Regions from separate parts of the Homo sapiens genome. Here region 2 is linked to region 1. A link is a contact called in ENCODE Hi-C or POLR2A ChIA-PET data. All regions are on one chromosome and are shown on one strand. Each heading gives the region's core, a stretch centred on a gene start or an enhancer-like site at or near the end of the contact. The rest is flanking DNA. Distances are from core to core; before and after follow the strand shown. Region 1 overlaps PRKCZ (protein kinase C zeta). Region 2 overlaps SKI (SKI proto-oncogene).

Evidence for each region. A loop is a pair of places that touch in the nucleus more often than their neighbours do. ChIA-PET counts read pairs that join two places held with the same protein, here RNA polymerase II (POLR2A). Pooled maps may share reads with other maps.
Region 2: a loop to region 1 is called in a pooled map, with 2.2 times the contacts of the local background. The contact joins two enhancer-like sites. A Hi-C loop is called at or near these places in 1 of 168 maps with a recorded cell type or tissue (CD8-positive, alpha-beta T cell), 1 of 37 single-sample maps with no recorded cell type and 5 of 50 pooled maps. POLR2A ChIA-PET finds 5 or more read pairs at or near these places in 4 of 52 experiments (HEK293, OCI-LY7, T-cell and 1 more).

Annotation. Positions count from the first base shown.
Region 1 is chr1:2,170,066-2,177,049 of GRCh38, forward strand. PRKCZ (protein kinase C zeta) reads left to right here. Exons shown (of 18, transcript NM_002744.6): 12 at 1,990-2,125; 13 at 2,236-2,323; 14 at 3,832-3,951; 15 at 4,689-4,768; 16 at 5,159-5,248. Among named protein-coding and RNA genes, the nearest start is that of PRKCZ-AS1, 10 kb to the right of the region's middle. RefSeq lists a silencer at 3,781-3,947 and an enhancer at 5,501-6,109. Within about 2 kb of position 4,371, at least 7 of the 41 ENCODE cell types and tissues checked have a DNase peak (open chromatin) inside an H3K27ac peak, as active enhancers do.
Region 2 is chr1:2,296,242-2,303,225 of GRCh38, forward strand. SKI (SKI proto-oncogene) reads left to right here. Exons shown (of 7, transcript NM_003036.4): 2 at 6,737-6,862. Among named protein-coding and RNA genes, the nearest start is that of SKI, 71 kb to the left of the region's middle. RefSeq lists enhancers at 1,655-2,166, 2,167-2,678, 4,918-4,977. Within about 2 kb of position 5,735, at least 34 of the 41 ENCODE cell types and tissues checked have a DNase peak (open chromatin) inside an H3K27ac peak, as active enhancers do.

The sequences.
Region 1 (6,984 bases), core at 3,121-5,620:
TGTGCTGTCTTCATGGTGGCTCTGCCCTGGTTCTGCTCTTCACCCTGTTAGTGGCACAGCATGGCCAGCATTTCCTCAGCGTTAGGAGCAGAACGAGAGTGGTCTGTTTCTAGAGTGACCTGAGAGACTCCTTCCTGCCCTTCCCTTTCATCTCTGATATCTTCGGGCCTCCCCTGGCAGCCGAGGGGCCTCCAGCATGGTTCAGGAGCCTCCCCCGGCAGCCGCGGGACCTCCAGGACCGTTTGGGGGCTTATTTCAGCTCCCTGGACCTTTCCTGTCTTTTGTAGTTTCTCCTTTTCCTCATTTCCTTACTTAAGAACGTTGCATGCAGTTTTGTGAGTCACCTTAGATTGTTTCTGGCAATAGGACAGTAGGCAATAAATCTAGAACAGTACACTTCCCACAACGCTGTTTTTAAAAACTGTGGCAACACACAACATAAAAGGTAGCATTTTGGGGCATGGAATTCAGTGGCGTTGAATGCACCCCATGCTTTGCAGCCACTGCTGGCCCCCGTCTCATCTCCAGAGCACGCCCCTCTTCCCTGCTGAAGCTTGGCCCATCAGACACTCCCTCCCTGTCCCCCGCCCCAGCCTCACATCCTCACCCCAGACGGGCACGTCCCACTTTCTGTCCCTCTGATTCGAGGACTCTAGGGACCTCATCGGAGTGGAATCACAGTGTTGGTCCTTCGGTGGCTCATTTTCCTGAGCATAGCGTCCTCAAGATTCATCCGTGCTGTGGCCTGTCTCAGAATTGCCTTCCTTTTTCAGGCTGGATAATGCCCCGTTGGATGGAGGGGCCACACTTTGCTTATCCGTCCATCCCTCGGGGGGCACTTGAGTGGCATCCACATGTTGGCCATGGTGAACAGTGCTGCTGTGAACATGGGTGTGAAGTAATCTCTTGAACACCCTGCTTCCGGTTCTTTGGGGTATACACCCAGAAACTGAATTGCTAACCACATAAGAATTCCATATTTAGGCCGGGCGTGGTGGCTCACGCCTGTAATCCCAGCACTTTGAGAGGCCAAGGCGGGCGGATCACGAGGTCAGGAGATCGAGACCATCCTGGCTAACACGGTGAAATAACACAGTGAAACCCTGTCTCTACTAAAAATACAAAAAATTATCCAGGTGTGGTGGCGGGCGCCTGTAGTCCTAGCTACTCGGGAGGCTGAGGCAGGAGAATGGCGTGAACCTGTGGGCAGAGCTTACAGTGAGCCAAGATCGCGCCATTGCACTCCAGCCTGGGTGACAGAGTGAAACTCTGTCTCAAAAAAAAAAAAAAAAAGGTCATATTTAATTTTTTTTTTTTTTTGATGGAGTCTCGCTCTGTCACCCAGGCTGGAATGCAGTGGTGGGATCTCAGCTCACTGCAGCCTCTGCCTCCCAGGTTCAAGTGATTCTCCTGCCTCAGCCCCCAGAGTAGCTGGGACTACAGGTGTGCGCCACCATACCCGGCTAATTTTTTTGTATTTTTAGTAGAGACGGAGTTTCGCCATGTTGCCCAGGCTGGTCTTGAATTCCTGACCTCAGGTGATCTGCCTGCCTCGACCTCCCGAAGTGCTGGGATTACAGGTGTGAGCCACCAAGCCTGGCACCGTGTTTAATTTTCGAGGACCTGCCGGACTGTCTTCCGCAGCAGCGGCGCTGTTCTGCACTCCTACCACAACGTGCCATGGCTCCGGTCTTTCCCGCATGGAAGCTGTCGTGTTATTTGCCCGCTCCTCCCCTTGTGGAGGCTGCCACATCGTTCTCTGTGTCTTTGACAGCAGGCCATCCTAAGGCGCATGGGGTGGTGTCCTGGAGCTTTCATTGGCATTTCCCTCCCTGGCCCTGTGCACTGCACTTTCAAATCCTGGGCCTGGTCATTGAGAGGATGCCGGGCCCGTGGTGGGGCAAACGGGAGTGTGTGGCCCCCAGGCTGGAGCTGTTGGCGCAGCCTCTGGCACAGGCACTGCCCCCATGACGGCATCCCCACCCCCAGGTTCTACGCGGCCGAGATCTGCATCGCCCTCAACTTCCTGCACGAGAGGGGGATCATCTACAGGGACCTGAAGCTGGACAACGTCCTCCTGGATGCGGACGGGCACATCAAGCTCACAGACTACGGCATGTGCAAGGTGCGTGCCTTGGACCGCCTCCCCTGACCATCCCGCATGTGCGTCTCGGGGCGCCTGTCCCGCGGGGTAGTGTCTACAAGAACCCTCTCCCAGTAACTTTGCCCCCACAGGAAGGCCTGGGCCCTGGTGACACAACGAGCACTTTCTGCGGAACCCCGAATTACATCGCCCCCGAAATCCTGCGGGGAGAGGAGTACGGTGAGTGCCGCTGCCCTGGCCCCTCTCGGAGCACACAGGGCCAGAGATGGCTTCGGGCCTGGCCCAGCAGCCAGGGAGAGGTGTCCTTGACCATCTTACACCCAAAAGCCACACACTGTCTTTCCCAGCCGGATGTCATCATCTGGCCTCAGCCCCTTATTTGAATTCTGGAAAACCTCCCATGTCCACTTGAGCAGCTCCTTGGGGAGGGCACTGCACAGGATTCCTCCTGCCAGGGAGCCCCGGGGCACAGGGAGGGGAAAGACACAGAAAGCGGGGGTGGGACAGGGTGCAGCACCTGAGTCCCCGTGCTGCACGAGTGGCTGGGGGAGAAGCTGTTGTCTGGGGAGCCCCAGGGGGTGCAGGAGCGTGTGGACAGGACCCCACAGGCCCTGCGGCTGAGGACGCCGTGCACACCAGAGTGTTTCTGCTCCTCTCCCCTCTCTGGGCGTGAAACGGGGACATGGGCACGCGTGTGCAGCCGTGTGTGCGTGTGTGAAACGGGGACGTGGGCACGCGTGTGCAGCCGTGTGTGCGTGTGTGAAACGGGGATGTGGGCACGCGTGTGCAGCCGTGTGTGCGTGTGTGAAACGGGGACGTGGGCACGCGTGTGCAGCCCTGTGTGCGTGTGTGCCGTTGGGCTGAGTGTTCGTGTGTCGGGCATCCATGTGTGTTGTGTGCACATGCATACTGTGTTTGTACACACTCCACCCACTTCTGCATCCTGGTGTTTTCAATGAGGCATGCATGGTGTGCCTTCAGACATTTTTACACATTTTTTTTGCCATCAGAATGGGTGTGGGGCAGGCAGGGCGGGCAGGTCACTCGCCGCTGGGATAACTGGGCTCCCCAGCGGCCACAATGGAAGTCTCAGTAGCCAGAGAAGGACAGACAGCAGATTGGAGGACTGGAATATAGTCTAGAACCCAGCTTGGGATGGGGATTCCGTGTGGGACAGCGGCAGCGTCTCACCTCAGCAGGGACCAGGGGGACTTCCGGGGACGCAGAGACAGCTGCTGTCCTTGGGCAAAACGGGTCAGGGTCTCCCACCCCTCATTCGCTGGAACACATTCCCAACAGGTTGACTACTTGAACCTTTTTAAAAAACAAAATGGCTGTAGAAGGAAACACAGGAGAGTATTTCCGTTACTGCAGCGAAAGGGCTTCTTCAAGCTTAGTTCTGTAGAAGCAGAAACGAGAGAGGAGGGTCGTCCGCAGGTTCCACCAGTGCCTCGTGCCGGTGTGGTCACAGGTGCCCTGGCAGGACCGACAGCCCAGAGGCAGCCTGGGAGACCTCCGTAGTGTCAGGGACGGTGGCAGGGAGGCCGAGCTGCCAGGTGGAGGTGCTGGTTCTGTTTGGGAAGTGGAAGTCACAGAGGCCTGTGTGCCGCCTGCTCAAGCCTGGCTCACACTCGTGTCAACTGGGCATGAAAACCAACGCCAGCCAGGTTCGTCCTGCTGCCGGCCCATGTGGCCCCACTCGGTGATGGCTGTGTGCTCTCCCCCAGGGTTCAGCGTGGACTGGTGGGCGCTGGGAGTCCTCATGTTTGAGATGATGGCCGGGCGCTCCCCGTTCGACATCATCACCGACAACCCGGACATGAACACAGAGGACTACCTTTTCCAAGGTGCGTGCCCCGCTGTGCGTTCGTACCCCTCACCTGCACGACTGTCTTCCTTCCTTTTCAAAGGTGCAGGTGGAGGGGTCCCGCGGGTGCCTGGAGCGGCAGTGCCATGCAAAGCGTACCGGGAACCATTCCTCCTGGCCAGACCCTGTGTCACATGCCACTCCCCGGGCCGTGGGGTGGGGTTACCACACCTGTGGGTCAGCAGGAAAGAGAACCTGTCCCCATTCAGCTCCAACTCCCTCCTGCCCTGGCCAGCAGCACATGCTGGAGCCCCAGCATGTCCTTGACCGAGGCTGTACCGAGCTGAAAGCACAGCCCCCACCCCCAAAACCCACAGCCACCATCATGGGCTCCTTCCCACCTGGAGGCCCCGGGACCTGCTCCTGGTCTGGAATTCAGTGCTGTGGGGATGTGGGATCTGGGAACGCGGCTGTCTCCGCGGTGCCCTCTGGTGGCCAGCCTGCAGAGGCACCCGTGTACCTGCGATCTTGGGGCTGAGGAAGGGGAGCTGCTGGTTCACGTCCGATCCTACGACACGTGCCAGCGCATGTAACCAGGAGGCCCAGGGAGGACCCGGCGGGACTCCGGGTTATAGATATTGCTGGGCTGTAGGAAGGGAGGGGCTCCGGGGCCCCAAGGCTGAGCTCCCAAAGCTCTTGCTCAGAGTCAGAGTCTGGGCGGCACTGGGCAAATGGCACACAACACAGGCAAGTCCTCACCAGGCTCCGCCCTTGCAGTGATCCTGGAGAAGCCCATCCGGATCCCCCGGTTCCTGTCCGTCAAAGCCTCCCATGTTTTAAAAGGATTTTTAAATAAGGTACGTTTCTGGCCATGCTGACAAAATCTCGTTTGTGGCCTCGGTGTTGGTGGGCAGAGGGCCAGGCACGGCTGTTGGCCATTTTTTCATGTCGGCTGCTGTGTATCGGGTGTGTGGGTTGATTTTCCGCTTCAGTATTTGAGCTCTGTGTTCTGTGAATCGTCCGTTTTTACTCACACCTAACAAAATGAGAATGTGTGCCCAAGGAAAATGGAACGGAGCTTAACGTACGGGGAAGGAACTTTCAATAAAGGAAACATCTGATTTCCACCACCTGGGTCAGAGCATCGGGGGAGGGCTTGTCAGCACTGGGAGTGGCCACCAAGGAGAGGGGGTCATGGGGCTTCCGGGATGGGGCTGACTTGTCCTTGTTTGAACTCTGACCTCCAGGACCCCAAAGAGAGGCTCGGCTGCCGGCCACAGACTGGATTTTCTGACATCAAGTCCCACGCGTTCTTCCGCAGCATAGACTGGGACTTGGTAAAGCATCACAAAGCCTATTTGCACCCCCATCCCCATCCCAACCCCAAATCTACCCAACCCCCATCCCAACCCCAACCCCAATATTCACCCAACCCCCACCCCACCCCATCCGAACCCCAATATCCATCCCAACCCCAAATTCATCCAACCCTCACCCCACCACCAACCCAACCCCCAGCCCAACTCCCACCCCAACCCCCAACTCAACCCCCACCCCAATATCCACCCAACCCCACTCCAACCCCTACACCCCCAACCCCTCCAACCCCTATAATCTGGTGGACAGAGCCGGGGCTGTGTGGGCCGGGTGGGCTGTGTGAGCTCGCGCACCGCCGGGCTGGTCTTTGACATGGCCCCACTTGCGTGGAGCCAAGGCTCCTGTCTCCCAGAAGGGTCAGCTGGGAATGGGGGACCACCCTCCAGGGCCCCGAGGAGGGATGGGGAGACACATTTCGTCCTCCGGAGCCAGGAGAGTGAGGGGCCGGACGAGCTCGGCCCATGGCGCTTCCTGGCAACCCTCGACTGTGCTGGCTTGGTGCCGCCAGGAGCTAGCGGCACATGCGTCCTGACCTGTGAGCACATTGGCTGTTGGTTCCACAGGGATCTGATAGTGGGGGCCGGCCTAGAGAAGGGCGTTTGCTTTGGTTTCATGGCCGGTTTTATCAGCAGTTACTGGACAGGACCAGCAGTCGCAGCGTTCACGGCTTGAGCTTTAGCGTCGGGTATTGAAGGAGAGTGAGTCTGTGGACAGGGTGCGACGTACACTGGCTCGATTTAGGAATCTGATTTCGGTGGTGTGTGAGCAGGGTGCATTCGGTAGAAACTACTTTGAGTTTTGACCGTTCCCCAGCTGGCCGTATGAGGTCAGTACTCTCCTGTGATGAGGGGCGGTGACTGCAGCCCCAGCGGGCCACGTGATCAGGAGGGGGCCGAATGTCCCGAGGGGCTCTGCGTGCAGGGGGTTTTGCCGGACTGTAGGCTGGCGTGTGTCTGTCAGGTTAAGGCAGGTAAGGCTGCGCCGCTTGGTCGTGGGTTCTGTGTGGAAGTGCAGTCTCCACCCAGGATGTTTCCAGCGCCGCTCGGTCGTGGGTTCTGTGTGGGAAGCGCAGTCTCCACCTAGGATGTTTCCAGCACATGGAGGGTTTATTGGGAGGTGACCTTGTCTGAAGCTGAGGAGCGTCTGTGGAATTTGTTTCCAGCTGTGTAAATGGTTGCAGAGCTACTGAAATAAAACCTTTAAAATACACTCTCAAGGAAAAAAGCAGATTGGATAGCTCGTTCAGTGCATTTTGGAGGAGGTTGAACTGAATCAGGAGAAAGCCCAGCTCTAGCTCTGTCCTCCACCCCACCCAACTTTTCCAGGCAGCCTCGGCCAGCGTGGGAGGTCACTCCCTGGCCCCTGTGGTCAGTGGGGGCCCTTGTCCACACAGCCCAACAAGTCACTTTCTAGTCGAAGGCCTTGCTTTGCCTGTGCATGTGTGGGACCGTGGGGGAAGGTGGGGAGTGAAGTGGTCAGAACGTGCCCACACCCCTTCCTACATACAGCCCTTCCAGAGCCCAGCTGGGCTGCTGCCAAACTAGGACGGGGCCATTCTCTGTCGTGCGGTTGTCAGATGCACACACTTAGAAATGTTCTGAGCATAGGCACCTGCCACGGAATCACCTTCGCAAATTCTTCATTTAAATTTATGCCTCTGGTAGCATAAGGGAGAAGAGATCTGCCTTTGGTTCTA
Region 2 (6,984 bases), core at 4,485-6,984, 130 kb after region 1:
AAAATTAGCTGGGCATGGTGGCACATGCTTGTAGTCCCAGCTACTCAGGAGGCTGAGGTAGGAGGATTGCTTGAGCCCTGGGTGGTTGAGGCTGCAGTGAGCTGAGATCGTGCCACTACACTCCAGCCTGGGTGACAGAGCAAGACTCCGTCTCAAAAACAAACAAACCCAGTTCTAGCCATCGTTGTGGGCGTGAGTTGACGTCTCCCTGCGGTGTGATTGCGTTTCCACAGTGAATGATGTCAGGCAGCTTTGCATGCGGTTACTGGATGTTAGTATCCTGTTTGGAGAAATGGCTACTCGAATTCTCTCCCATTTGGAAATTGGGTTGTGTTTTGTGTTTTCCTTGCTGACTTGCAGAGTTCTTCATGTGTTCTGAATCTGGTCCCTTACCAGCTACCGGGTTTGCACGTTTTCCCTTGCATCCTGTGGGCTGTCTTTTCCCTTTCTCGATGGTGTCCTTTGAAGCACAAAGACGTCGTGATTGTTTTCTGGGAAGCCTTGTTGTTGTGTTTTCTCTCTGTTCCTTGTGCTTTGGTGTCATGGAAGCACTTCTGCGGGGGCGGGAGTCTGGACTGAGGCCGCCACGTTCCTGCTGTGAAAACCTTCACGTGCGCTCGCAGCCTCGGCTCTACAGACGGTTCAGTCCGGGAAATGGTTTAAGGAGGCCGTGCACAGAAACAGTCTTTGCAGCCAGGGACATGAGAGCATACCGTGCTGTTCCCACAAGGCCCGTGGCCTCTGCAGGTGAGAATTGGTGGCCTCCCTTGAAAATACTGAATGGAGGTGCCAGGCACCCGCACAGGCTCTTGGTGTGGGCATAGGCCGTCTTCCACTTGAAGAATGTGGCAAGATGGTCTGAAAACCACAAAGTTTGTGTTTGGAGACACGGTCTCAGTGTGTTGCTCAGGCTGGAGTGTAGTGGTGGGATCATACCTCACTGCAGCCTCGACCTTTTGAGGTCCAGTGATCCTCCCACCTCAGCCTCCCAAGGAGCTGGCATTACAGGCATAAGCCACCACGCCGGGCCCACGGCTGAAGTTTGGGTTGTATCCTTTTAAGGAATAGCAGACGGGTTTTCAGCCACACCGAAGAGAACCTCAGCGTAGCAGAGTGTTGCTGGGCCATGTGCTTCAGGAGCAGGGCCACAGGCAGGACCTCGAGTGCCCAGCCCGCTCACCACGCTGTGGGCGGCCTCTTGGGAATGTCAGAACACCAGCACAGGCGATCTCCTCGGAACCCAGATTGTGGGCGATCCTGCCGCTCCACCTGCTGTGGCCCCAGGGTTGCACCACCATGTGGACTGTGGCTGGCAGCTTCTGGAGGCTTCTTGGTGCCTACAACATCTGCGCCACTCCACAGCGTTGCCTATTGGTGGCAGCCATCCCCTCCATAAGCCCGTGGCCCCTGTACAGAGACGAATTGGCGCTCACGGACTCACCCTGCGAGGCAGCATCTGCGTCTGCAGGACTTCCCGGCCCTTGGCCGCACATTTCCCTCCAGTTCCCATCATGGCAGCTGTGCCTGGTTGCGGATGCTGCATGCTGAGGAGAGGAGGCGTGGGCCCGCCCGGTGTGCATGGGCAGGTCTGAGACTGGCCACTCCCATGGCGCATGCATTCCCCTGGAGGGTCCCCTTGCCCCGTGGCTGCAGCCTGGCAGGAGAAGACGCTGAGGGGACGCACGGGAGGGGTTGCAGGGTGGGCTGTGCTGTGTGGCAGGCCTTGGGGTGTAGCCGCAAGCTGTGGGTCCATCCCCCCGCACCAGAGTGCAGTTTTGACACCGGGTGGTCATGGGCCGAGCATCCATGCAGGTGTGGAGACGGAAGCCTGACCCACAGAGCTTGGTGGTGGCCCCTGGACTGACCTGTGGGCTGCTCAACCGCTCTGCCACTGTGCGTTGTTCACATGTGAAGCCGGCGTCACAAAGGCCTCAATGTCTGTTTCAGCTGGATACATGCGCGCCCTCGTGGGGGCTTGAGGGCACACTGGCCGCTGGACACTGGGGTCCCGGGGTGACTGAGGCTGGTGCCCTCCTGACAGGTTGCTGGGCTGCAAGTTGAACAGAAAACTGGTTTTCTTCACTCTGCGAAGTTCCCTGTGGTTGTCCCTGGGGTTGGAGGGAGTTGTGTTGACATCATCATGGCTGCTGCTGTGCGCCTCTCCCTTGGAGCAGGTGTGGTCCCCGGCTCCTGGATTGGCTGCCCATGCTCAGGATGGTCTGGGGTGTGGCCGTGGCCTGTCCCCGGGCCGGATGGCTTTCTCAGCAGCTCCCTGAGGCAGCATGAGCAGAGGCGGGACCCTGCCCGGGTCCTGTTTCCCCCTTGTATCCTTTGGCCCTAATACGGGGTCCCGTTTACCAATGAGGGCAAAGAGACCAGTCTAAGGGGAGGCTGAAAACTCACAGGCAGGCCTGTCTGGCCTTGGGGTCTGGGTGCTGCTTCCAGGCAGACCACATCCCAGGTGAGGTGCAGACATTCAGAGACAGACGTGGCCGATCCTGGCTGCTGTATCAACGCGCCCACCAAATGGGGCCTTCTTTGATCATCAGTCAAAAGCAAGAATGTGCCTGTGGTGGGCGGGCGCGTGTGCCAGCTTCCAGGCCGTGGGCTCCTTGGTGCCCAGAGCTCACCCTGTGGTGCTTGCCCACTACTCACTCCCGCCTCCCCGGAGTCTTGCCCTGGGGGGTCCTGGTGTGGGAGCTGCCTTCTCTAGTTGGGTGGAGCCTTGCCTGCTGGTGCCTGTGAGCCCTGGGTGGGTGGATGCCGGGTGGTCGTGGAGGTTCACAGCAGGCTCTATGTGGTTGTTTTGTGTGGATTTGGGGTGTGAATTCTCTCAGCAAAGGCTGACTCAGACCCCAGTGTTCAGAAGGTTCAAGGAAGCGACCGTCAGCGCCGAGTGGCCAGCAGGGCGGGGATGCGGCGTTGAGCCCCGTCATTCAGCTTCAGTGTGGAGAAGGCCCGGAGCTGTGGGCATCAGCTCGGGGACCCGAGTGACTGTCCCTGCCTCGGGGAGGGGGGGGGCCACACGGGCAGGCGGGGCAGCAGCTTGTGCCCATGTCCTCCTCACGGACTCTGGAAGTGAGAGGCGCTGAGGCCACAGTGGGGGAAGTGGCCCAGCTGACGACCCGGGCTCTCGGTGCCCTGGGAGGAGCTGTTGTTAGGACATGTGCAGACTGGGTTCAGCCTGTCTGGAGTGGCTCAGGTGCCTGGGGACAGAGGCCAGCTGTAACCGCTGCTGCACTCGGTTCTGGATTCAGTGCCCTCCGCCTCTGCGGCGTCTCCCTCGGCAGCTGTCCAGGACTCCAGCCTCCCTGCCAGGGTAGGGGACATGGAGCGTCTCCTTGCTCTGGGGGGTTGAGGTCTTCTGTGTTTGGACCCTGTGGGATCTGGCAGGAGAAGCAGCCCCCACTCATGTTGTGCCAGGGGCCTGGGGAAGGGAGATGGCAGTTCTGTGACCTCCAGACTCCCTTTCCTTATTGCAGGGGATGGGCCAGCGTTTCGCCCTGAGCATCTGCACGTGTCAGGCAGGAAAGGGTCCCCAAGGCCTTCTCAATGGCTCTTCTCTGTTCCTGGCACCTTACAGGCCTGAAACGCAGGGCCCCCAAGGGTGGGGTGTGCATTTTTGGAGAGCGTCTTTTCTGAGACTCCCCCATGGGGAGCTGGTGGCTTGCTTGTGGCAGTGTACTGTGGCTGCCCAGTCCTCGGCAGGCATCCACTGCTGGCTCACCTGTTTGGGCCACCGCCTCTGCATAGGTCCTGTGGGCTTTGCTCAGGAACTGTTCCGTCAGAGGGCCTAGGGTGTCCACAGTCTTGGGCCCGCTATTCCTCAGCCCAGCCCTGCCCTGCCCTGGCAGGGGGGCACCTGTCCTTGGGTGCAAGCTCACACGCGTTGCCCGGGTGCCTGCTGGCCAGGTAGCTTGCCTGGTCATCCTCGGGGTGTGGGGAAGGACCCCAGGAGGGGAAGTGGCCGCGGGGCAGCGCGGTGTGTCGTCTGGCCTCCGCTGTGTAAGCTGACAGTGGCCTGAAGGGCTTTGGGATGGGGCAGCCCCTTGCAGGCCTATCCAGGCCCAGCCCCATTGCTTTGGTGTGTCAGGTCCAGAGCCGTGCTCCTGCCTCGTGGCCTGTGGGCTCCAAGGGCGGGTTTTGAAGCCCCAGGAAGGGTCACACCAGAGGCAAGCGGTCGTAGCTGCTCTTCCCAGAGTAAGACTCAGCCGTCTGTCACTGGGTGTGGTTTTGTCCCTGACCGACAGCTGACACTGGGGCCCCCAGGGGCCTTGGTAGGGCGGGTGGCATCCCAGGCCTGAAGACGGCTGTCTGCTTCCTGGGGCTTTGAGAAACCAATACTGCTCAGGTGACAGTCCCTCTGAGAGTGTCACTTCCTCCGCCCACAGGGGCGCAGACACCTTCTATTTTACACGTTTCTCTCCGTTTCTCTGATGCTGCAGAGAGCCCGCCCTGAGAGCCGGGAGTCGCCTGATGAGGGGTCGGCAGGGGTCTTAACGGAGTCATGTCTCCGAAGGCTCGTCCTGGCTCCCTGAAGACCAGGAGCGTCCCTGGCCCCAAGGATGGCCCTGAGCCCATCTGCCTCAACCCTCCAGATCTGCAGGGTCCTCGGCCACCCCCCACTGAGCGGATTGGGCTCGGGGCCCCGGGCCTACGGTCCTCCCGCCACCTCCACGGGGCGGCTGTTGGGGCCCCACCAGGCAGAGCCGTGTTCTCAGGCGTTGGCTCTCATGGAGGTGGCCTGAGGCATCTGACTCTTTCCCCTCAAGGAGTCTCTGAGTCTCCCGGAGTCAGCGCCGGCTGTTGTGGCTTTTCCCCGGGTGATAACTGAGCCGAATTTCCGCGCCCGCTTCAGTGGCTGCTTAGACAGGAAGCTCCACCCAGCCGGGCGTCCTCGGCCTTCTGTGCCTCTCGGGAGGGTCCGCATGATTCCGGAAGGGGCTCTGCTGCAGCTAGGATGGCACCCGCCCCTGCCAGGCATAGGCACAGCACCCTGCGGTCAGGGCCTCCGCCAGACGTCATCAACACTCACTTCCCCTCGAAAGCCGCCACATAGAGGGGGTATTTTCAGTGTCTTTTTTCCTGAACAGCTATTTTAGTGTCTCTGAAAAAAACCATCCACAGCCGTGAGCCTTCAGGGGCTGCCTGCCCTGCGTCCCCGGCCCTGTGCGCCCGAGCACTTATCTTTCTCCCTTGGGCCCAGGTCAGAGCCAGGCACCTGCCCCTCCCCTGGCCCCACCCTGCTTGTTCCCTGAGGGCTGCAGGGTGGGTGCACGTGCTGCAGGGGAGGCCACGGGCTTTGGCCAGATCTTCCCCCAGGGCCCTCCATCCCCATAATTGGAGCACCTTGATGGACAGCCTGCCCTGCGCCCCATCTTCCCCCTAGGGAAGCAGGGTCCCTGCTGCCTCCAGGAGGCTGGTTCCTGATGCAGCGTCTTCTCCTAGAGTCCTGGAGGTGGGAAGAGCCCCCGGCCCTGAGTGTGCTCTGTCCACCAAGGCTTCCTGGCTGAGGGCAAGGGCGGAGCCCCCACCGCCCGACTTTGCTGCCTCCTCTTGAGGTTGGCCTCGGCAGAGTGAGTGGGACCTCACCCCTGTGAAGGGCCCCTTGCCCTGTGTGGCCTGTTCTGCATTGGCCTGTGGTGTAGACCTGGTGCCAGCTGCCCTGGAGACTCTGTGCTGTCCTGTGGGGTCTTTGGCAGTAGAGGAATGGCCCATTTTACGGAGACTGCCCTGTGATTTTGCTTGGGAAGAGACCTTGGGTCTCAGTTGTGCCTTGCGGGCAGCACCGTCTCAGGGGTTTCCAGCCGCAGGGCTGTGGGAGTTCACGTTTGCCTGAGGCTGGATGTACCGGCTCAGGCCCCCAGCACACAACCCACATCACTCACTGGCTCTTGGGGGATGTGCCTCAGCACCTGACACACAACACCTGGTTCTGAGTGGGCTGGGTCCAGGCACCTTCGCTAAGCTTCCTCCACCAGCGGGACCTGGTTCTGGGTGGGCTGGGTCTGGGCACCTTCGCTAAGCTTCCTCCAGCACCGGGGCTGGCAAGGAGCGAGGCAAAGGTGTGTGTGGTGCCATCCTGTAGGAGCCAGGCTCCTTGGGGATGGTGTCCTTCATTTTGAAAATGTTTCCTTCCCATGGGGAGGGGGCAGCCAGAATGCCCACTCTTTAATGCACCTGTGCCAGTGGCCCACAGGGACACGGTGTCCCCTCCCCGCGACCACCCCTGTGCCGCAGCTGCCCTTCCCAGACGCATCCGTCGTGAGTGGCTCTCGCCGTGCTGTGGCTGGTTGAGCTGAGTGCCCAGCGCTGGGCACCCTCTGAGGACACACTCGGGTTCTAGGAAAGGGGTTTGGCAGGAGAAGGACGAGGGACTCCTGGCCAGGCTGAGCCGCTGTGGAAGGGGAGAGTGGGTCTTGGTGCTCCATCCCAAACCTGCTGCAGCCGTGGGTGAGGTCACCCGGAATGGCAGGACAAGGTCCACTCTGTTCTCTCGGAGATGACTTGTCCCTCAGCACAGCCTCCACGTGCCTGTTGCGCGTGGCCTAAGGGCCTTTATGCAAAGTGAACTTGGTCTCCTGGGGGGTGCCCTGGAATCTGCCTTCTGCGCCACTCAGGGTCGTTTGTGGCCGGAGTGCATGGGGCTCTGACTGCCATGTGCCAGCCACGGGGCTGGTGGAGGGACCCTGCCCTGGGAACCACAGGTGCCAACAAAACCTTTCATTGATCGCAGGTCTCCTCTGAGCCTCCGGCCTCCATAAGACCCAAAACAGATGACACCTCTTCCCAGTCCCCCGCGCCTTCCGAAAAGGACAAGCCGTCCAGCTGGCTGCGGACCTTGGCCGGCTCTTCCAATAAGGTGCTGTGGGGCCTGTCGGGGTCCTTGGGGTGGTGGGTACTGGGCCCTTCTCCTTGGGCAGACCCAGCGGCTGGCAGCTCCACCTGCCCGCTACTGAGGGCTGGCACCCGGCGCAGCCTCAG